Linked DNA regions of Homo sapiens: region 2 is linked to region 1. The links are chromatin loops, found by intact Hi-C in ENCODE. Cell type or tissue: OCI-LY7. All regions are shown on one strand. Each heading gives the region's core, and the rest is flanking DNA. Links, peaks and the distances in the headings are about the cores only.

What was found. A loop is a pair of places that touch in the nucleus more often than their neighbours do. Peaks named below come from ENCODE experiments on the same cell type or tissue, not always from the same donor. Only the 100,000 strongest peaks of a DNase experiment are listed, where the experiment ranks them.
Region 2: a loop joins it to region 1, with 1.8 times the contacts of the local background. A loop is called at or near these places in 1 of 110 quality-filtered maps.

The regions. Positions count from the first base shown.
Region 1 is chr1:157,648,554-157,660,123 of GRCh38, reverse strand. It overlaps LOC105371457 (a long non-coding RNA gene), which reads left to right and starts at 27. Exons shown (of 3, transcript XR_922184.3): 1 at 27-223; 2 at 5,850-5,945; 3 at 6,913-7,940. In OCI-LY7, for the core only: no CTCF peak of the experiment used is centred there; DNase peaks (open chromatin) are centred at 6,783 and 7,083; H3K4me3 peaks cover 981 bases; H3K27ac peaks cover 2,069 bases.
Region 2 is chr1:157,742,874-157,754,443 of GRCh38, reverse strand. It overlaps FCRL2 (Fc receptor like 2), which reads left to right. Exons shown (of 12, transcript NM_030764.4): 8 at 4,767-4,794; 9 at 5,484-5,569; 10 at 5,826-5,891; 11 at 7,545-7,573; 12 at 7,670-8,711. The coding sequence ends at 7,708. Among named protein-coding and RNA genes, the nearest start is that of FCRL2, 28 kb to the left of the region's middle. In OCI-LY7, for the core only: CTCF peaks have their summits at 3,005 and 5,567; no DNase peak of the experiment used is centred there.

The DNA.
Region 1 (11,570 bases), core at 2,019-10,018:
TGTCTTCTTAGTATGTGGTTGCAGGAGTTATTTTTGGTGATGGTCAGTCTGGTCAACCACAAGGGAGACACAGAGGAGGCAAAGGAAAAAACAAGTTTCTTATACTCAAGGTCCTAGAGGGACAGAGTCACTGCATGCTGACAGGGAGTGATGTGGAAAAGAGCACCAAGGAAAAAGGCTCAGCCAAGCAAGTGGGGAGCAGAGAGCGGGCAAACACCAGAAGGTAAGTGCCTTTATTGGAACTCAGGTTGAGACACACAAGAAAAGGGATACACAAGAAAAATTTTACTGGTGTGTTGAAATGTTACTAGGTTATGGTCAGGAGAGGTTGGGAAAGGAAACTTGTGGCAGGGGCCAATCTTACCACACTGTTGCACCTGGTTGTCTGGGTAGGATGCTCTCAGCCTGTTTGTGGGTTGTTGAGGAAGCAAGAAAATATGAAGTTTTAAAATATACAATACAATATAACTTTGTCAGATAAATGCCTACCAAGTATTTTCTCCCATTTGGTGACTTGCCTTTACAGTTTCTTAACCGTAATTTGTAATTTCAAATTTTTTCGTTTAATGGAATTTATCATTTTTTTCTTGTAGTTCATGCCTTATGTGTCCTGTTTAGAACTATTTCTCTGACCAAATGTCATAAAGATTTTCTTATGAAATGTAATATTTTTAGCTCTTGTGTTTAGCTATGTAAGGCATCCTAAGTAAATTTTTATCACGGCATGAGGTCAGGGTTGATGTCATTTTTTCTCCCCTGCAAATATCCAATGATCTTAGCACTCTGTTTTGAAGATTACCTGTTTTTTGTTTTTCCTTTGAATTACCTTGTCATTGTTGTCAACAACCAATTACCTATATAAATGTGGGTGTACTTCTGTATTATTCTCTTCCATTTATGCTAAAGCAGGGAACCCACTTAGAGATGTTTCTTTCCCAGGCTGCAGTGCAATGGCGTAATCTTGGCTCACTGCAACCTCAGCATCCTGGGTTCAAGCGATTCTCCAGCCTCAGCCTCCCGAGTAGCTGGTATTACAGGCGTCCACCATCCTGCCTGGCTAATTTTTACATTTTTAGTAGAGACGGGGTTTCACCATGTTGGCTAGGCTGGTCTCAAACTCCTGACCGCCAGTGATCCACCAGCCTTGGCCTCCCAAAGTGCTGGGATTACAGGCGTGAGCCACCGCTCCCGGCCTATTTGTAGTTTTTTTGAAAAACCTTCATACTCTTTTCAATAGTGGATATACTAATTTATATTCTCACCAATAGTTCCTTTTTCTTTGCATCCTCACCAGCATTTGTTACTTTTTGTCCTTTTCATAACAGCCATTCTAACTGGAGTGACATGATGTCTCATTGTGGTTTTGGCTTGCATTTCTCTGATAATTAATGATGTTGAGAATTTTTTCATATGCTGGTTTGGTCATGTGCATGTCTTCTTTTGAGAAATGTGTATTCAGATTTTTGTCCATTTTTAAATCAGATTGTTTTTGTTTGGTTCATTTTTGCTGTTGAGTTGTTTGAGTTCCTTGTATATCCTGTATATTGATCATTTGACAGACGAATAGTTTGTCTCTTTATTCTGTTGAGTGTTTCCTTTGCTGTGCAGAAGCTTTTTAGTTTGATAAAATCCCATTTGCCTATTTTTGCTTTTGTGGCCTTTGTTTTTAATGCCTCATTCATAAAATTTTTGCCTGGACAAATGTCCTGAAGTATTTTCCCTTTGTTTTTTTTTTCCCAGTAGTTTTAGTTTCAGGTCTTACATTTAAGTCTTTAATCATTTTGAGTTGTTTATTGTATATGGTGAGAGATAGGTGTCTAGTTTCATTCTTCTGCATATAAGCATTAAAAGCTATCAGTTTTCCTCCTAATGCTCATTTAGCTGTGTCTCACAAATATTGTCCTCATTGATATGGTTAGATTTAGGCCTTCCATCTTATTATTTGTTTCTTGTTTTCCTCTGATTTTTATTTTTTTTTCTTTTCCCTTCCAGCATTCTTCTAGATTACTTGTACATATTTTAGTATTTCATTCAGTGCCAAATAGTTTCTAATACTCATTTTTTCTTCAACACATTGCTGTTTTAAAATATGTTGTTAATTCTCAAGTATTTGAGATTTTCCTGAATATCTTATTGGTACTGACTTATAATTTAATTACTTTGTGGTTGGAGAACATAATATTATTTCAGTCCTTTCAGATTTATCAGCACTTGTTTTATGGCCTGGCATATGGTCTCTCTTGGTGACATACATGTGCACTTGAAAATAATGTATATTCTACAGTTTCGGAATAGAGTGTTCTATAAATATCAATTAATTAAATCAAGAAAGTGGTGAGTGTTGTTCAAATTTTTTGTGCTTTTATCTCATTTTACCAACGGCTGAGAAAGCAATGTTAAAAATTTTTTACCATGATTGTAGAATTATTCTATTTCTGTTTTTATACCACAAATTTTTGCTTCATATATTTTGAGACCCTAGTAAGAAATGCACACACGTTAGTAATGTCTTCCTGAAATAGTCCCTTTTGTTAAAATAAAACACCTTATTTTTGTCTAATAATATTGTTTGTCTTAAAGTTTATTAATTCAGTAGTAATGTAACCTCTTCAGCTCTCTTATGTTTACTGTTTAAATAACATATCATTTTCCATCTTTTTTACTTTCAATCTGTTTGTGTTTTTATTTTTCAAGTGAGCTTCTTGTAAGCATCATATACTTTGGCCTTACTTTTTAAAATCTATTTAGATAATCTTTTCCTTCAGTTAAAATTCTTATACTATTCATAGTTAAGGTAATTATTAATATGGTTGAATTTAAAAAATTTTTATTTTCCATTTGCTCCACCATTTTTTGTTCATTTTTTCTCCTTTTTCTCTTTCGAATCATTTGAAATTTTAGTATTCCATCTTAATGTATCTGTTTTCTTTTTAGTAATACATCCTTGTATTGTTTTCAAAGGTTGATCTAGAGGTTACAATATACATTCTTAATCTTTCATGGCCTACTTAAAATTGATACTCTGCCTCTCCACTGAAAATGTAGAATCTTGAAATTGATAGGTATATATATGTCCACCCCTTCAATCATTTATAAGATGGTTGTCCTATCCTTTCATTTATATCCCATAAGTGTCCAATCATTTATAGGATGGATGTATAGGCATTATATCAATGTATGTTTTAAAAATCCCACGAAAAATTGTTATAATTTGTTAAGTACTTATATTTTAGATAACTTAAACAGAAAAATGCAGTCTTTTCTATTTTTCCCTAGATATTTACCACTTACAATGTCGTTAATTTTTTCTAATGATCCCCATTATTTCTAATTTCATTTCCCTTTAGCCTAAGGACTTCTTCTTTTTTTTTTTTTAGACAGAGTTTTGCTCTTGTCGCCCAGGCTGGAGTGCAGTGGTGCGATCTTGGCTCGCTGCAACCTCCACCTCCCGGATTCAAGCAATTCTCCTGCCTCAGCATCCCGAGTAGCTGGGATTACAGGCGCGAGCCACCATGCCCAGCAAATTTTTTATTTTTAGTAGAGACGCGGTTTCACTGTGTTGCCCAGGCTGGTCTCCGACAGGGACTTCTTTAGAATCTCTTGTAGTGTTTTCTGACAGTTAGTCTCTACATTTTGCTTTACTTATTTTTTGAAAAAAAAAAATTTGCATGCATTTTTGAAGGATATTTTTGCTCAATATAAAAACCAAGTTTGATAATTGTTGTCCCTTTCTTTAAAAATTTGTTTTTTCTCTGTCTACAATCAAGATTTGGTCTTTATCTTGGATATTTAGTAGTCTGGTTATGTTTTTGGTATGGTTTTCTTTGAATTTATCCTGTGTAGGGTTCATTGAACTTCTCAAACCTGTAAATGTATGTTTTTCACCAAATCTGAGGAGATTTCAGCTGCAATTTCTTTAAATATTATTTTATGTCCAATTTCTCTCCTTTTCTGCTGGGATTCCAAATATATGTATGTTACAGTTTTTGATAGACTTGATATTGTCCCACATGTCCCTAGTTTCTGTTTATTTTTTCAAACTTTCTTTCTATATTTTAGATGAATAATTTAATTGATATAGTTTTAATTTTATTGATTCTTTCCTTTGTCCTATTCATTCTACTGTAAGTCCATTTGGTAAATTTTTAAAATATGTTACAGACTTATTTCAAAAATTTCTATTTGGTTCTCTATTTATATATCTCAGCTGAGATTTCCTGCCTTTTTATTCATTTTATATATTTTTTAAAATCTCATTGAGTATAGTTATTGTGCCTACTAAAAAAATTCTCATCAAATAATTCCAACATCAGATGCATCTGAAGCTAGCATCTATTGATTGTCTTTATTCTGAAAAATTGAATTCATTTTCCTGCTTCTTTGTATGTTGAGTACTTTTCATTTTATCTTGGACATTTTAATGTTATGTTGTATAGATTCTGTGTTCTGTGACATCCAGCATGCTGTTTTTGTTTTTGTTTTTGTTTTTTGTCTTAGCAGGCATTTAACCCAGTTAGACTCAATGTGTAAGCTCTGCCTTTCCTTCCATAGGTGGTGGTTTAAATCTTAATTCAATTATTTAGTTCTTTGGTGTACTGCTTTTAGACAGTCCTGTGCTTATATGGCTCAGGTGTCAGCCTGAACTTGTGTATTTAACCACACAGAAAATTAAGGGACTTCCTTCTCTGGCTCTCTCCTCTATGGAATTCTCCCTCCACCTTCTAGTAACTGCGGTTAATCAGACTCCCTTTTTAGATCCTCTGGCCAGAAAGACAATGAGCTACCAAAAATCTTACCAACCTACAATATGCCTTCTCTGCTACAAAAAACAAATCCACAAATCAAATCTACAATAAAAATGGAAAACTAACTGCTATGCCAGTCACTTCTCCAAATTTCATTTCCCCACTACACCCTGGCTGCTCTTTTACTCTTCAGAATTCTCAGGTAGTCATTTTCTGTATTTTATGTAACATATAATTGTTACCAGTTGGATGGCTTGTCTGATTGTTACCAGTTAGATGGCTTGTCTGAAGGGAATTTACAATATTATTCCAGAAGTGAAATTCTAGCTTAACTATGAATGGACATATTTATACTCATTGGTCAGTAAGGTCTGCATTATTCAGGATGTATCTACATATGTGTGTATATGCATTTTACGTACTTGGACTGCAATTGTATTAAATGCTTATTTTACATATTTGAACACTTTTCATGCTTTAAAAATATTCTTCTAAGACGCGAGTTTAATAGCTTTATAATACTGCATCTATATACGTACCCTAATTTACCATTCTTCTGTATATTTTTGTTTTTTTGCTTTTGTAAAAACTTTGAGATGAAATCTTTTCCTCTCTTCCTCAGAATAAACTTTTATTGTGAAAAGTAGTATACGGAACTTTGCATCTCATAATCCAGAAAGTTTTTACATTGTATGGCACCAGCAGGAAATCATTTATGAGTTCCAACACTGGGTGCTGTACTTTCTTTATTGTTTTTGCAAAAATGATAACAGAAATTACATTTTATTGTTTAAATTTTAATTTACTTGACTATTAGTGAAGTAGAATATAATCTTATGTGTTTCAGGGAGTGTTCTTTTTTTAATCAATAGTCCATTTAGGATAAAAATTTTTCACATTTTCAACAAGTTAAGATACTCTTTTCCTAACAAATTATGTGAGTTTTTTAATGAACTAAGGATAGTAATCTTTAATTAATTATGTGTGATATAGATATCTATGGTATGTCTTTTGCCTTTTACTTTTGTTTATGGTATCTTTAACCTACCAAGGTTATTTAATAGATTATGAACATGTGCTAATTTACCAAGATATCTTGCTTAGCCATAGGTTAAGACATGAGGACTTCTACTGAAACTTCTCTAAATATGGAACCAAGACTTCATCTGAGTTTGAGATTAAGAGAAGAAATTATCACAGGTAATGTGGAGACAAGTCACTTCTCCAATTGTGTTCTCTAAAGTGTGGTGTTTTGATGGTCAAAACCTCATAAAATTAGGTCCAGGAGAGAAAGAATTAGAAATAGGAATTGCTAACAGAAAAAGACCATTTCAGAATCATGGACTGAGGGTTACCGTTCAAGAGAACTATAACCCTTGGGCCACCCAGTCTATAGAGCAGCTTCATTTTTTGCAAAAGTGAATATGGTGGCATATAGATTAAAGTATTAATTATTTTCTGTGCTACACACTTACAGGAGAAAACTCTTAATATCCAAGACAAAAACAGTGCCTTGCTGATGAATGAAGAGACATGTGTGTCAAAAATATAACTGACAAAAGGCCGGGCATGGTGGCTCACGCCTATAAACCCAGCACTTTGGGAAGCTGAGGCCAGTAGATTGCTTGAGCCCAGAATTTCAAGAGCAGCCTGGGCAACATGGCAAAACCCCAACTCTACTAAAAAATAAATAAATAAATAAATAAATAAATAAATAAATAAATAAGAATATAACTGACAATGTAGGAGCCTCTTACAGGTTCCCTTGATGCTTCAGTTTCCTCTGTTTACTCTGCTTTTTGTGGTAAAATCATATTTACAAATTCTTCTCTTCCTGACAATTATAAATTCTTATCTCTCCCTTCCTTGGATTCGTTGAGTGAACCTATCTACACAAACTACTCTTAAAATGGACCTTTACCCTCTTTCCTGTCCATGGGCAATTACTGTGATTATTCTTTAGCAGCTACTGTTTCTTCAGCCCTTCTGCTAGGATAGGGCTGCTTTACATACACCATGTGGAGTCAAAAAAGAACAGAGAGAAGTAGTCACAAAAAGAGGAAGTAGTGGTTAGTGGGTTCTTGAGAAAGTTCTCCAAAGGTTACAAACTGAAAAGATTGAAAAATTAACAGTTCTATGCTAATCTCTGGTGTCTCCTTTTTGGCAGCTCCATGAGGAAGAAAAAATAATCTGTGACTTCTGTACCTTCTTCATGACCACCGGGCAAGACTGACTCTCTGACCAGTGCACAGGAGACTCATCAATATCTATCTAAGCCCTTTCTCTCTAACAGCTGCCAGAGTTTGGTCTTCTATCATCTCAGGCCAAGGAAGCGCAGTGGTTACACTCATCTCCACTCCGGTCACCTGCTTTCCATTTTATGCGAGCAGGTCCTGCCTTACAAAATAAACGTATCTGCTGAGAAATGCCAATGAGGGAGACAGAAGAGATCTTCAAAGGGAAAGGCAGATTTTGTAAGTGGTTGTTGATGGACCAAATTCCATGTTATAAATCTTCTCAGGGTGCAGTAGTTGATATAACTCCATTGAGATGGACCCTGAAAACAAATATGCACAAAAGGAATTTTACAGATAAATCCGTGTTCCATGCCTAGAATAAAGTAATACCATTATAATCATTATCTGCTTTCAATATCCAACCCTGCCATTTAGTTTCAGCTTCAGGTCCACCGGATCCTTCAAATATTTCTTCATACAATCTCCTTTTGTCCCTCAGGACCTGTTGGAAAGAAAGGCGTCCAATGCTAATAAGGAAAAGAGAAGAGCCTTCCTCTCCATGCAGGTTTAAGTCTACTGAAAGTGGAAATTACTCTTTTATTTATAAATACTGATAGGACTCTTTTGGTAGCAGGGAACATGGACCCACTTATGCAACCTTAAGTAAAAACGGTAATTTATGGTAAAGGAAAATGGATAGCTGTCAGAATTCTAAGCAGGAAGGTCATAAACAAGCTGGAATCAGAAAGTGGGAGGTTGTTGGGATCCTTGGAACTACCTCGACCCTGCAATCAGACAGACTCCTCTACCTGCCCTCTGTGTCCTTGGACAAACTGCTCAACCTCCCTATGCGTCAGTTTCCTCATCTGTAAAATGGGAACAATGATATCCATCTTTTAAGATTTTTGTGAGGATTGAATGAATTAAACAAGTAAAGAGATTGGATCTAGGTCTGAAATTTGCTAGCCACTCAAATACTAGTTATTTCATTGGTTGTTTCATATTTTCTGCCCACGTATGTTGACTTCTATTTTGTTTCTTTTAAATAATTTGCCACTTTCTGAAATTGTCTAATTTACCTAATTGCTGACTTGTAGAGCATGGGTCTTCTCCTCTAGTATTTAAGGTTTATCACACCCTCAGTAGAGGGAAGGCAATGAGTGTTCTGCTACATGTCCTGTTTGCTGGAGCGGAGAACTTTCAGCCTGTTTCTGACCCAGTCCTCTGAGTACCTCTGCTCTGAAAGTTGTAACTGTCTCTCTTTCCCAGGGCTGTTTCTATCTCCTTAGCCAAAAAGCCAGACTTCCTAGCCCAAGGAGGGGAGCTCAGTGAACCTCAACTATAAGGCTGAATCAATCAGGATTAATGTAGTTTCAAGCCAGACTGAGTAGATGACCATTACTACTGCTACTACTTTAAGTTCTGCCCCCTTTGAAGGATTTCCTTCATCACTTTCTTTCAAGAACAATACTAATTGTGGTTGCAGTAATACAACAGTCCACTTCCAGTTTTGCTAACATATTTTACTAAATCATCTGTGAAGCAAGCCCTGGTTTTCCTTCTGTAGTTATCTAGTTAAAAGGAGTTCCACATGAGGCTATAGATGTGAACTGCAGGAGAGGAGGGAATGCAGTAAAAGTTGGTACCTTAGCAGTCTGAGCCACCTGCTCATACAACTTACTTATGCCTTGTTAAACCCAGTCATATATACATCATATATATATAGATGTATTGCTGCTGTGCATGTACAATCTTGTGGCTACATAAAACCCCACTCATGATGAGCAGTTCGAATTGCAGATTGCGTGGTCACTTGATGTCCCATGTTAAGTATTAAGTTTTTAGTAAGGTCTAGGCAAACTTGATGCTGTATCCTAAAAGAACATTATCTCCAGAAGAGAGTATAACTTTTATCTAAAATTCTAGAAGTCTGTGCTCTAATTTTCCTTTTCTGACCCTTAGAAGCACTATACAACATCCATATTTTCTATAGTCATTTCAGGCTACATCGGATCTACCACACCACAAGTCTCAAGTGGTCAAGCAGCTTTCAAGGCAATCTGGAATTATTGCAGAGCCTTCTCTTGCCCTGAGCCTCACTCAGAATTAATAGTGTTATGGGCTCCTCAGCAAATGGGTAAGAGTTGTGCACGTAAATGAGGATATATTGCATACAAATTCCAAAGATATCCACCAGGTATTGTGCCTCTTCTTTAGTAATAAGAAGGTGCAAGATGCAGCAATTTGTTTTAACTCTGAAGACATTCTGACATGTGAATAACAGCATAATCTAACTTATAGGGGTTTCCTGAGAAGAAAATGAATTCCTTAGCCCAACACATGACATTAAGTAAGTGCTTAATAAGTATGAGCTATGATGATGATGACAATTATGTTTATTATTACTACCATACTTGAAATTTAAGCAAGACTGCATAGAGAAGGCCTTTTTAGATTTCCAAAACCTTCCCTTCTCCACCTCCCAACTGCAACATACTGCAATCAGAGGAGTAAAAGAATAGAAATAATGTCTGAGGTAGAAGTAATTGTATCTATATCTCTTCATAAAAAGTAGATATCAAATTCAAGAAGTCAGTTCTACCTGTGCAAACAGTTGTTATGTGCTGAATCATTTTACATGTAACAATATGTTCCAGTAAAGTCTTAGACCACTTTATGGTTTTTAACAAAAATGTGACAGAAAGTGTCCTCACTCCGTACTGATTCCATATGTTTGTGTGAACTTGTAGTCTGGGAAGGAGTGTGGAGAATGGCTCGGGGAACAGTGACCTCCACCTACAAGAAGATAAACAGGTCTTTGGGATTGAAGAACTTAACCCTCCTTAATTCTAGAAGAAATAGCTCTTTAGGAGCCTCTATGGGCTCTCTAATAGACAACTAATCTCTACTTTGGAAAAGAGAATAAATGTCTTGAGTTCAGCAGTCAAAAGCACTGATGGATGGACCTGGAATGAGAATGAGGGGAAAGGAAAGAAAAATAAGATTTGGGTCAAGGAGGAAGGTAGTCATCTGCTCCTGAACAGATAGTGCTCCTCAGTGTCTCCCTGACACTGTTTTCAGGGCCTGTCTATATCTCAGGAAGCGCCAGGGTCATTCAACCGTAGAATCCACTACTGGGAAGACCATTTTACATTCTTTCCAAAGAAGCTTCCTGGACACTGTTATGGTATCATTGTCACCCACAAGCTTCAGAGCACTGGCCACACACTCAGCCATGGAACTGTCATAGAAGAAACCTGGGATACTTGTAAAATCGATGGAGCACTAAGGACCCACTGGGTGAGGAAAAGCTGGGCAGTATATACTCTGGAAGTGGACTGGAGCAGTTTAGTGCATGCCAAGTTTGAGACAAATAGTCGTCTCTTTTTTATTTATTTATGTATCATATATGCCAGGCACTATTTGAAGGGCTTTCACATATTAACTCATTTAATAGTGATGAAGAAGTTGAGATTTTTGCCCAAGGAGAGAGCCAATAGCTTTTAGAGCATAGGACTTTTTGCAAGGTGTAGGCAAAATAGAATCTATAAGGAACCAAATGGTATATAGAAAATGGCAGATAAGAAGTACTCTCGAAAGATATCAAGTTTTTAGATTCTAATAGGAAATAGAGGACATGTTATTCTCTATAAAGTCTTTCTACCCTTATTAGACTAGAAATTACATAAAGATAAGGATCATGTCACTTTTGTCAATACTGTGCAACCAGTGAAACACAGTGAATACTCAGTAGATAATTGTTAAATGAGTGAATGAAGTCCCCCAGACACAGAAGCTAAGGAGACTTGAAACTTTCTAACAGGATAGCAGGTCTTAAAGTTCCTGGATAGCTTCTTGTCTACTTCAGCCATAATGTCACCCTGTATTTAAGAAGACTTAAAAACAAGAAAACAACTTCATTTCCTTAGGACCCATGGCAGAAGAAAGGCAATTAGCAAATAGCAGTATCCTTGGCTTCCCTTTTTCGAAATCTTCTAGGCAATGCTCATGGGTGCCACTGTGGAGAGCATCTGTACTCAGACCTGAATTGTATGGTCATTCTCCAAGATAAACTTCCTTTGGGTTTTCCAGGACAGGTCCTCATGTTGCTGTGGCCTTTGATGCTGGTTCTAGGTGAGTGGACACCGTGAATCTAGACCTGGATTGGGTGGGCACTGAGCGCTAACCTCAGATGCTCACAAAATCTTCTGTTGTATTTTGTCCTAAGGCAGTCTCTAGGCTGAGAGGGGACTGGGCAAATGTTTTTGGACTATAAGCTCCTGGCCTCTTAAATAAGAATTTAGCAGCACATCAAAACCAAAATGATGATAATAGAAATGTTAGTATTTGTTGAGTGCTCACTAGTAATTTATATGTTTTAATCCATTTAAATCTTTACACTAAATACTACCAAGTAGGATTTGTATCAGAATTGAAGACTATATGGAAATTCACTGTTATTATATGAAAAAAAAAACACATCAAAATGCTAAGTAAAAGAAACTATGTTGGTTAGGCACAGTGACTCATAATCCTAGCACTTTGGAAGGCTGAGATGTGCAGATCGCTTGAGCCCAGGAGTTTGCGA
Region 2 (11,570 bases), core at 1-8,000, 96 kb before region 1:
GGTTATTTCTTGATGATATGCTAAACAAGGGGTGGATTATTCATGCCTCCCCTTTTTAGACCATATTGGATAACTTCCTGATATTGCCATGGCATTTGTAAACCATCATGCCACTGGTGGGAGTGTAGCAGTGAGGGCAACTAGAGGTCATTCTTGTTTCTATCTTGGTTTTGGTGGGTTTCTGCTGGCTTCTTTACTGCAACCAATTTGATCATCAAGGTCTTTATGACCTGTATCTTGTGCCGACCTCCTATTTCATCCTGTGACTTAGAATGCCTAACTGTCTGGGAATGGGGCCCAGTAGGTTTCAGCCTCATTTTACCCAACTCCTGTTCAAGATGGAGTTGCTCTGGTTCAAATACCTGTGACACATCCAGAAATATTCTTCAATAGGTACTGAACTAGAATCTAATCTTTTTTTTCAGATAGCTATTTCATTATTTCTATGTGATTTATTTAATTATCTTTTTTAAGTAAAGTGATGCCTTTATAATACCCTATGGTATTGTGATATAAGAAGAAATTATTTAATATATTTGGTCTTTGTCCCTAGTTCCTGACCCCTGAGCTCCTAAAACTCTGAGAATTCCTTGAGTGTTGAGTGTCTTTGGTATGCTAATGAGATGACTCTCAACAGAGGGGCTCCTGGATAGCTTCAATATGAGAGCTGGTTTTCAGAAACACCAACCTTGTGATTAGAGGGTTGGAACTTTAAGCCTCACCCCTGGACCTCTGAGGACAGGAGAGGGACTGAAGATTCATCTAACCACCAATTGCCAATGATTTAATCAATCATACCTATGTAATGGGACCGCTATAAAAATCCTAAACAATGGGATTTGGCGAGCTTGCCAGTTGGTGAATACATCAATGTACTGGGAGGGTAGAGCACCCCATTCCCTTGGGAACAGAAACTCCAGTGTTCAGTACACTTCCAGACATTGTCTTACCTAAACTTTTTCATTTGGTTGTATATTTGTATCTTTTATAACATCCTTTGTAATAAACCAGTAAAAGTAACTGAAGTGTTTCTTCGAGTTCTATAGAGCAAATTATTGAAACTGAGGAAAGAGTCCTGGGAATCCCCAGTTTATAGCCATTTGGTCAGAAAGATATGAGGCCCATGACATATTATTGGCATCTGGGGTTGGGGGCAGTTTTGTGGGACACACCCCTTTACCTATGGGGTCTGCACTAACTCTGAGTAGTATCAGGACTGAGTTTAATTGTAATTAGTGTCCTAAGAGTTGGAAAATTGACTGGTATGGGGAAGAAAAACCCCACACACACGGCAACAGAAGGGTCATGGATAAAAGCAGTTCAGCTATACTAAATATCTGATACTATTCAGATCTAACTTTGATGCCCTATTCTGTTTGTGTGTATGTCAGTGTGTGCATACGTGTGTTTGTGTGTGTGACTTGTATGCCTTCGCTTTATAACAATACATTTTTTATTCCATCAAGGTTGTTCCCATCATGACTATGCTATTCTTACAGAACTTTTCTGGATATTATTGCTTACTTATTTTCCCTACAAACAATATAATCAGTGTCTCTCAACAAAGTAGTTTTGTTAGGATTCTCTTAAATTTTGAGATTAATTAAGGAAGAATTGACAGCTTTATAATGAGAAATGTTTCTATCCAAGAGTGTGTCTACTTTTGGTAAATTTTGAGTCATAGTATTTTAGAGTTTTACTTATATAGGCTTTCACCATTTCTTGCTAAGTTTACTCCTGAGATATTGATTAATTTTTGCTATGATAACTGATTCATCTAACAAGGGTACTCTTAGAGTGCAACCATAAAATTTAATTTTTTATCTTCCTCTTCCTACTGCCCATTCACACTCAGTCTTAGAGGATTATATTTTCCCTGACTCTGGTTGAAATCGCAGGCAGGCCCATAGTCTATCCACTTACTCCTTGTATTAGTCGGTTTTCATGCTGCTAATAAAGACATACCTGAGACAGGGCAATTTACAAACGAAAGAGGTTTAATTGGACTTATAGTTCCACATGGCTGGGGAAACCTCACAGTCATGGCAGAAAACCAGGAGGAGCAAGTCACATCTTATGTGGATGGCGGCAGGCAAAGAGATAAGCTTGTGCAGGGAAACTCCTCTTTTTAAAACCATCAGATCTTGTGAGTCTTATTCACTATCATGAGAACAGCACGGGAAAGACTTGCTCCCATGATTCAGTTACCTCCCACTGGGTACCTCCCACAACATGTGGGAATTCCAGATGAGATTTGGGTGGGGACACAGCCACACCATATCACTCCTATATAATTTTAGGCAAACAACAACAAAAACATAGTTTCTCCAAAGAGCGCTTGTTCATTAAGCAGCTTTCTGAATCTCAAAGTTAAAGCACTCACCTCCCACCCACTCAGCTCAGACCCTCTTCAGGCCAGCCTTCTGCAATATGGAAAGGGTTCTGGCCAGATGTTTCTCTCTTTCCTCAACTTGCTTCTGTTTTTGAAACCCCCATGGCTGGCATTGATTTCCTCTGGCTCTGAAAAAGCTGACTCTCCAGGTTTGCTCGGTTGAGAAAATCAGCTCCTATTTTGGGGGTGTGTTTCTGGATTCTCCAGAGCCCCCCAACTATTAACATTACCTACCTGCATCTTGTGATGCAGGTGATTCATTCTTCTCCAGCTGAGCACTTAACATCTCTCTTCAGTTTCCAAGAATCTAAAGTCTTCTTCCTCTTCCCCTCCACCCTTATTTTGGAACCCTATACCTCTTCAGGAAGTCCTCTTGGCCAGATTTTGAAATGGCTTCAAGCTTTGCCTCTCTTCCACAGGGCTCAGATCCATCCACAAGAAACACTTGCACACCATTGCACCCACCTGTAAATATGCAGCTCCTGCCTCAGGCAGATGACCGTATCTCCCCTGAAATGAATGTTCCTTTATCTGCTTTTCAAGGCTCCTTAAGATTTTTCAGGCATGTGTCCACACGGGGCACTCCTCCCCACACCAAGCTGGCCTTAATATTGTCCTCCGATTGACTATAGGCTCCTCATCTCCCTTTTCTTAGAGCATTTACTTTAGAAAACTTGCAATTGTAAATTCTTTCTCTGCCTCCTTGAGATATAAATCTTCTCTTAGCCTCTTGCCAGTTTTACAACCCAGAAATGTCTATCTCTAAGACTTGGGAGCCAGCCCTTTGAAATGTAACCATCTAGAAAGATAGTGCCTCTATCTCCTGTATGGTAAAACTCTTAGAATTTATTATTTGATCTACCAATATTTCTTTCTAATTCTAGAATTCTGCTTTTATCTTTGTTAGTTATTGCCTTCTATTTTTGTTAGTTTGATTCTTTTGAACAAATTGGATATTGAGTCTTCCTTTTTTTCTTATATATTTGTATACGTATTCAGTTGCTTAAGACTTGCTTCCTTTAAATTGACAAATTATAGACATATGTCAATTTTTTCATAGTTTTGTTATGAATTACCAGTTCCATTATGATCAAGGAATATTATTTGTACCATGTCGATTTTTGGAATATTTTGGAGGTTTTCTTTGTGAACCAATGTATCATCACATTTTGTTATTATTCAAAAGTGCTTAGATAGTAGAACTATTTTTGAAGTCCATTTTAAAATAATTTCTTCAAGAAGGAATTGCTGGAAACATATACACTAATTTAATACATGTTTGAATATGACTGACTGCCCCTTACTTATGCTTTAATGACAGTTTGGCTTGGTAGACAATTCTGAGGTCATTCCTTTCCATGAAGACTAAACAAGCTAATTATAAAGAAGTTTTACCTTCTCCTTGGAAAACTAAATCAAAGTTAATTTTCTAGCACTGTTTTCTGTAAAGCCTAACAAAGTTGAAATATTGGCTGAGCTACTAGCAGTATTTTCCATGATAGGCAAACTGCCTCTACACTGGGAGGACTTTGACCACGATTATATAAGCCTGATGGGAAGCACAACTGGGGTATCCCCAAATGCAATGTAACTCTTGAAATTTAGCATGTCTCTTGTAGTAGTGACCTCTGGAAGCTACACACATACACTCATGGGTGTTACAAGCGATACTGATTTCTACGAAGCATGAAGCTTTTGAGCTGGGGTGGCCTCTATATACATCTATGTGGCATTGTTTCCTGAGGTATTAATGGAGGACTAGAAAATATCTCCTGGATCGCTATGAGGATTCTCTTTAAACACACAGCTGATACATCTATGCTAATATACTGCGTTTCTTGTTTTACATCTCTCCACAAAGCAAAATGGTACAAGAGATGGCCTAGTTCGCCTTACGAATGTCAACATCCAGCTTAGCCCCAAGATCATTCCTAAAGACTAAGTGTTGCAAATATCAAACATTTAAAAATTAAGAATGGCTGCATAAAATCTAATACAGAAGAGCAATAAAATAAAATTAGTCATCAATGGTTAAAATATGTTATACATTAGGATAGTTAAAACAACATTGTACAGGTACATGAATAGACAAAGAGACAATAGAACAGAATAGAAAATAAAGAAACAGTTACCAGTGCATGACGGGTTTGCCATTTGAAGTGGCATTTTAAATCAGTGGGAAAAAAAGAATGAATTATTTTACTAACAACTAGTTGTGTTGGAATAAATAAGTAGCCATTTAGATGAAATACAATTGGATTACTCTTCTATATCTTATGTCTTACCAGCTGATTATACGTAGTTAAATCATGTCAAAATTTTAAGAGATAAAGCTTCCTTCTCTGAAATGAATTTTGTTTTATTTGCATTTCAGGAGAAAGTTCTGCCACTAATGAACCCAGGTGAGAACTCTTCCTAGTAAAAATTTTAATTCTAGAGGTCTCCTTCATTCAGTTTTAAATACCTACTGTACTCTGCTTGTACGTTGAGACTGAAGCTATGTAATTAACATGGTATCTTTCTATAATACTTACTCTTGTCTCTACTGCATTACATTTCTGCCACCAGGGCACTGTCTTAAGGTGGTCCACATGATCCTTGGTGTTATCTTGTATAGGATTACATACATTTAAATTAATATATAAATTCATATATTCAAGATTATTGAATACCTATAATGTATAAGTAAGTTTTTGTTAGATATTTAGAGGAAAGAACATACACACAAAATGTGTATTTCCTCCAGGGACATACTGTGCTATAGGTATGTAGTATATGTCCAGAGTACAAGAAGGAGTGAGAGAGATAAAGTAATGAGAAAAAGGCAGGCAAAGTTTTATGACAGTTTATAAGAAAAAAAAAGATTCTGGAGCAATATCATTGTCTTATTTATAACTTTTGAAAAAGCCAAAGATAAGGAACAGAAGTTTTGGCCATATCAAAGTAGATAGTCTACACAAAGGGCCATAAAATCACCCAAGCAGAGAGCCATGGCTGCAGGGCTTCCACCTGCTCTCTCCTCAGCCAGTCTCCCCTCTGTTCTCACTCACTGCCCTGGGGATTATCATACAATTAATTCACTTTCTCACAGAGGGGCTTCCAGGCCAAATCCTCAAGAGTTCACCTATTCAAGCCCAACCCCAGACATGGAGGAGCTGCAGCCAGTGTATGTCAATGGTGAGTGTCTCCACTGGGAAGGGCTCTGAGGCTGAGTCAGAAAAGAAAGAGGAGACAGGAGCGGAGACCATTAGGTGGGTGGTGTAGACACCCCAACACCAGAGGCCCAGCCATTCCCAATAAATAACAGACTCTCTCAGAATCATGTTGGGGTTGAGAGGAAGGATATAATCATTAAGCCAGGGCCTGGGAAGCTGTGTATGAAGTGTGAACCCTGGGCCACCAACATCTGTGAACTCTTGTCTTCTCCCTGCAGTGGGCTCTGTAGATGTGGATGTGGTTTATTCTCAGGTCTGGAGCATGCAGCAGCCAGAAAGCTCAGGTGAGAAACTGCAAAGTAGTTCTTGTCAGATGCATATTCACAGGAAAGTGATGCATTGTTTGCAATAGAGGCTTTATTTATTTATTTATTTATTTATTTATTTATTTATTTGTCTATCTATCTATCTACTTTTGAGGAGCCTTGCTCTGTTGCCCAGGCTGGAGTGCAGTGGTGCAATGTCAGCTCACTGCAATCTCTGCCTGTGAGCTGATACAGGAAAATTGCTTGATTTTCCTCTCTCAGACTCCTGAGTAGCTGGGATGAGAGGCATGCGCCACCACGCCCAGCTAATTTTTGTATTTTTAGTAGAGACAGGGTTTCACCATGGCTGGATTCAAACTCTTGACCTCAAGTGATCCACCCGCCTCAGCCTCCCAAAGTGCTGGGATTACAGGTGTGAGCCACTGCACCCAGCCAGCAATAGAGGCTTTAATACATCACTTGCCCTTGATAGGAAATCTGTTGATCCAGGAGGGAGCAAGAGACACCTGGAGGTAGGCTCTTGTGAAGAGAGCAAACTTAAAAAAAAAAATAGGGTGATGGTCTAATGAGTCTTCATTTGAATCGGGTTAGATAGTCAGGGAGAATCTAAGATTCAAGGCAAAAGAAGGAAATCAGGCAAGAGTGAGCATGTCTAAAGTCCAAGAGGAATTCTCTCAGGTGAACAGGGTCATTAAAGTGTCTCTTTTGAAGGATCTGTAGTCTTCATATGGGATGGGAGGAATAACTGAATAAATCAACATGACCTAGAGAATTTTCACTTTGACACGTAGCTTTGCAGGAACTGCTGAGTTCTGCAGCAGTGCAGAGGAGTGTCCTTTAAGCTTCTGCTCCAGTGCCCTTAAAACTACAATGCTTATATCAACAACCCTAAAAGCTGTCCTTTGTTCTGTACTCCTGGTTGCCTCTGATGGAGCCAGTGGCTGTTGACAGCTTGGCTGATTTCCTGGTCAGTGGTCATCTAGCTACTCTCCTCTGAGCCTCTGAAGGTGGGTCCTCTGTCTGCCTTGCTTAGATTTGCCACTTCAACTTCCTATAGGGAGTTGATTACCCTATCATTCTCTTTCTCTATCTGACCAGCCTAGCAGAATCAAAAAGTGCAGTCACTTTCCAAGCCCTCTAGCTGTAAATCTTCAAGGGAAGGAAAGGGATGTCATCCCACTATGCCTACCTGGAAAAAGGGGAAAAGAAGCAGACATCACTAAGCAGCTCCTGCAACCAGACTCAAAATACTATGTGATTCAGAGTCTGTCTTCTGTTATCTATGCTTCTATTCCAATTTCCTTCTATGTAGTGAGGTGAACCACACATGATTGGTTATCTCAGGAACATAGAGAAAGAACAGGAAACAGCCCTGACAGAATGCTGCAACAGAGAAGTCAAGAGGAAAAAATTATAAAGACAATGACCTATGGGAAGTTGCATTAGAGAAAGGAAGCGCTTTGTTAGTAAGTGCTGGTGGAGGGCTTGGAAGATGGATAGAGTCTTAGAAGGACTTCAGTATTAACAACTTTAAGAAAGGATTTTACAGAACAGGAGAAAATGGGATTCCACATACTAAGCATAGTAGTTCTATGCCCTGGGGCATAAAGTCTGGGAGTGAGGCCTAATTAAGAATGCAAGAGCTCAGAACTATTACTTTTTCCTTAACAGCAAACATCAGGACACTTCTGGAGAACAAGGTGAGCTAGACACCTTGGAATTTCTTCATCTTTCCTTCCTTCTCCCTATTTATTTTCTTGATCACCTCAGTCTTTATTCCTGTGTGTCTCTCCCAGGACTCCCAAGTCATCTACTCTTCTGTGAAGAAATCATAACACTTGGAGGAATCAGAAGGGAAGATCAACAGCAAGGATGGGGCATCATTAAGACTTGCTATAAAACCTTATGAAAATGCTTGAGGCTTATCACCTGCCACAGCCAGAACGTGCCTCAGGAGGCACCTCCTGTCATTTTTGTCCTGATGATGTTTCTTCTCCAATATCTTCTTTTACCTATCAATATTCATTGAACTGCTGCTACATCCAGACACTGTGCAAATAAATTATTTCTGCTACCTTCTCTTAAGCAATCAGTGTGTAAAGATTTGAGGGAAGAATGAATAAGAGATACAAGGTCTCACCTTCATCTACTGTGAAGTGATGAGAACAGGACTTGATAGTGGTGTATTAACTTATTTATGTGCTGCTGGATACAGTTTGCTAATATTTTGTTGAGAATTTTTGCAAATATGTTCATTGGGAATATTGGCCTGAAATTTTCTTTTCCACTGTGTCTCTGCCAGAATGTTTGTATCAGGCTGATGCTGGCTTCATAGAATGAGTTAGGCAGGAGCCCTTCCTCCTTGATTTTTTGGCATAGTTTCAGCAGGATTGGTACCAGTTATTCTTTCTGCATCTTGTAGAATTCAGCTATGAATCCATCTGGTCTAGGGCTTTTGTGTTGGTTGGTAAGTTTTTTATTACTAATTCAACTTCAGCGCTTGATATTGGTCTAGGAGGGGTTTCTGTCTCTTCCTGGTTCAATCTTGGGAGATTGTGTGTTTCCAGGAATTTAGCCGTTTCCTCCAGATTTTCTTCTTTATGTGCATCGACTTGAGTGTAAACATAACTTATATGCACTGGGAAACCAAAAAATCTGTGTGACTTGCTTTATTGCAGCATTTGTTTTATTTTGGTAGTCTGGAACTGAACCTGCAATATCACCAAAGTATGCATATAGTTGCAAAAATGTGATTTTTGACATAGTAAATATGAGTATTTGCAATAAACTATGATATTACTTTTGTAAGTATATAGAATAAAATGTAAATAATCTATAGATTTGATACTATCATATTTTCTTTTTTCTGTGAATGCACATTTTCCTTTTTTTCTTTCTTCCAACTTGTATTTTAGGTTCAGGGGGTACATGTGTGGGTGTGTTATATGGGTAAATTGCATGTCACAGGGGTTTGGTGTACAGATTACAGATTGGTATAGATTGTTACCAAGGTAATCAGCATTGTACTCAATAGGTAATTTTTCTCTTTCTTTCTTTTTTTTTTTCTTTTTTTTTGACGGAGTCTTGCTCTGTCACCCAGGCTGGAGCGCAGTGGCATGATCTTGGCTCACTGCAAGCTCGCCTTCTGGGTTCACCCCATTCTCCTGCCTCAGCCTCCCAAGTGGCTGGGACTACAGGCATCCACCACCACCCCCGGCTAATTTTTTGTATCTTTAGTAGAGACGGGTTTTCACCGTGTTAGCCAGGATGGTCTCGATCTCCTGACCTCGTGATCTACCCACCTCGGCCTCCCAAAGTGCTGGGATTACAGGCATGAGCCAATGCGCCCTCAATAGGTAATTTTTCAATCCTCACTCTCTCCTCACCCTCCACCCTCAAGTAGACCCCAGCGTCTATTGTTGTCTTCTTTTTCAAAGAAAAATTTTAAATTTTTGTGGGTATGTAGTAAGTGTATATATTTATGGGGTACATGAGATACTTAGTAAGTATATACATTTATGGGGTACATGAGATGTTTTGATACAGGCATGCAATGTGTAATAATCATGCCATGAAGAATGGGGTATCCATCCTCCCAAGCATTTATCCTTTGCATTTAAAACAATCCAGTTACATTAAGTTATTGTAAAATATAAAATTAAGTTATTACCAATTATAATTGTGCTATTAATAAGTAGGTCTTATTCATTCTTTTTATTTTGTTGTACCTATTAACCATCCCCACCTTGCCCCCTATTGTTCCCTTCGCTGCGTGCATGTGATTTTTTTTTAAAAATTTTATGGCTGTGAATGCACATTTTCATTGGCATTTTTTCATTCAAAATTTTAGGTGCAATGTAATTCATCTTTATTTCTGAAAATGTTTTACTGATCACTTTAATTTAAAAAAATTTCTGTGATCATAAGGCTCTGTGTTAAAACATTTCTTCTGCTTTGAATTATCTTTAGAATTATTATAGGTACAAAACTGATCAAAACTATGGGAATAAATTACACATTTTTTCAAAAATTATTAAACATAAAAAGGTAAATTGTATTAAAATCCACCTCTTAATGACTCATTGGAGTACTTTTTAACATTTTCGAATTGAAACATGTATCCACAAATAAATTTAGTCAACTGATTCACCAGACATTTATTGAAAATCTACAAGAACCAAGTGTTAGGGATATAGAATGTAAGTCTGCAAAAATCTCAACCCTCGATTTTATTTTAATTTTCTTTTTTACAGATGTCAGCACTGAGAAACCTTCACGTGAATAGACAGATTGGAATAAAATGACTTTTTATTTTTAAAAAATAGAAGTTTTACACAATTTTTTTAAGACTTGTCTAAGGATCATTAATGTGTCTTTATCACTTAAAAACACCTTGTTGAACCCAAATACACATGAAACATTGAGAAAAATAAGAATACCCCAACCTGCTTGACTGTCCTCCTTAGAAGCACACTTAAACAGTGATCTCCTTTAACTGGCCATTGGTCCTGTCCAGTGATGGCTGTAGGTAGGCACCATGGCCATGCCTTCAGTATTCTGATAGCTGCTGGCTCCAGGGTTAATTGTAGGGATGAGGTTACCCCATTTTGTGATAACCCCATGGGACATCCCAACTTTCAGTCCCGGATGCTCAGAGATGAGAAATTAGGTGGTGGATGTTTAGGGTGCTTAATTCCTATGAAGTTCTTTCCCAGGGACACTCAAAGGTATTTCCATTTATTTGCTTCTATCTACATGAAATCTTATCAAAATTTCTGTTGTATATGTGTCATTGTGCTTACACACATTTCTCCTAATTTTTGTTTCTTTGGTCATTTTAATGGTAATATGAAAAGAAATTCAGCATGAAAATAAAAATAATAATGAGGATGATAATAATCTTGAAACAAATATCTCTCTTCTTTATGATACTTTCTTTACTGCTTTTTTATTTATTTATTTATTTTGAGGCAGGGTTTTGCTCTGTCACCCACACTGGAGTGCAGTGGCATGATCATAGCTTACTGTTTTGACGTCCTGGGCTCAAGTGGTCCTCCTGCCACAGCCTTACAAATAGCTGAAACTACAGGCACATGCCACCTTGCTCAGATAATTTTAAAGATATTTTTGTAGAGATGAGGGTCTCACAATGTTGCCCAGTCCAGTCTTGAACTCCTGGCCTCAAGTGATCCTCCAGCCTTGGCCTCCCAAAGTGCTGAGATTATAGACATGAGCCAGTGTTCATGGTCATAATTTGTTAAATTTATATAAATATCACTTTTTTCTCATCTTCACTGTCTATTCTGAACTGTAATTCTGTTCCCTTATTTTGGTCTGTCCATTCTTGGCAGCTATCATGCTAATTTTATTTTTAGAGTTTAAGATGTATGATTATATTATAGCTGATATTTCCTCGTTAGCCATTGTTAAAAATAATAGCTAGTAAAATGAGTTTTGAGAGAAATTACTAAAGTGGGAGAAATTATTCTTCCTGATGTTAAGGATTATTATATAGCTACAGTAATAATGACAGGATGTTACTGGTGGAAGGATAGACACATAGGTCAGTGGAACAGAACACAGAACTCCAAAACAGACCTACACAAATATGCTCAAATGATTTTTGACAGTCTATAAAGCAATCGAAAGGAGGAAGGGTAATCTTTTCAATAAATAGTACTCAAGAGATTGGACATC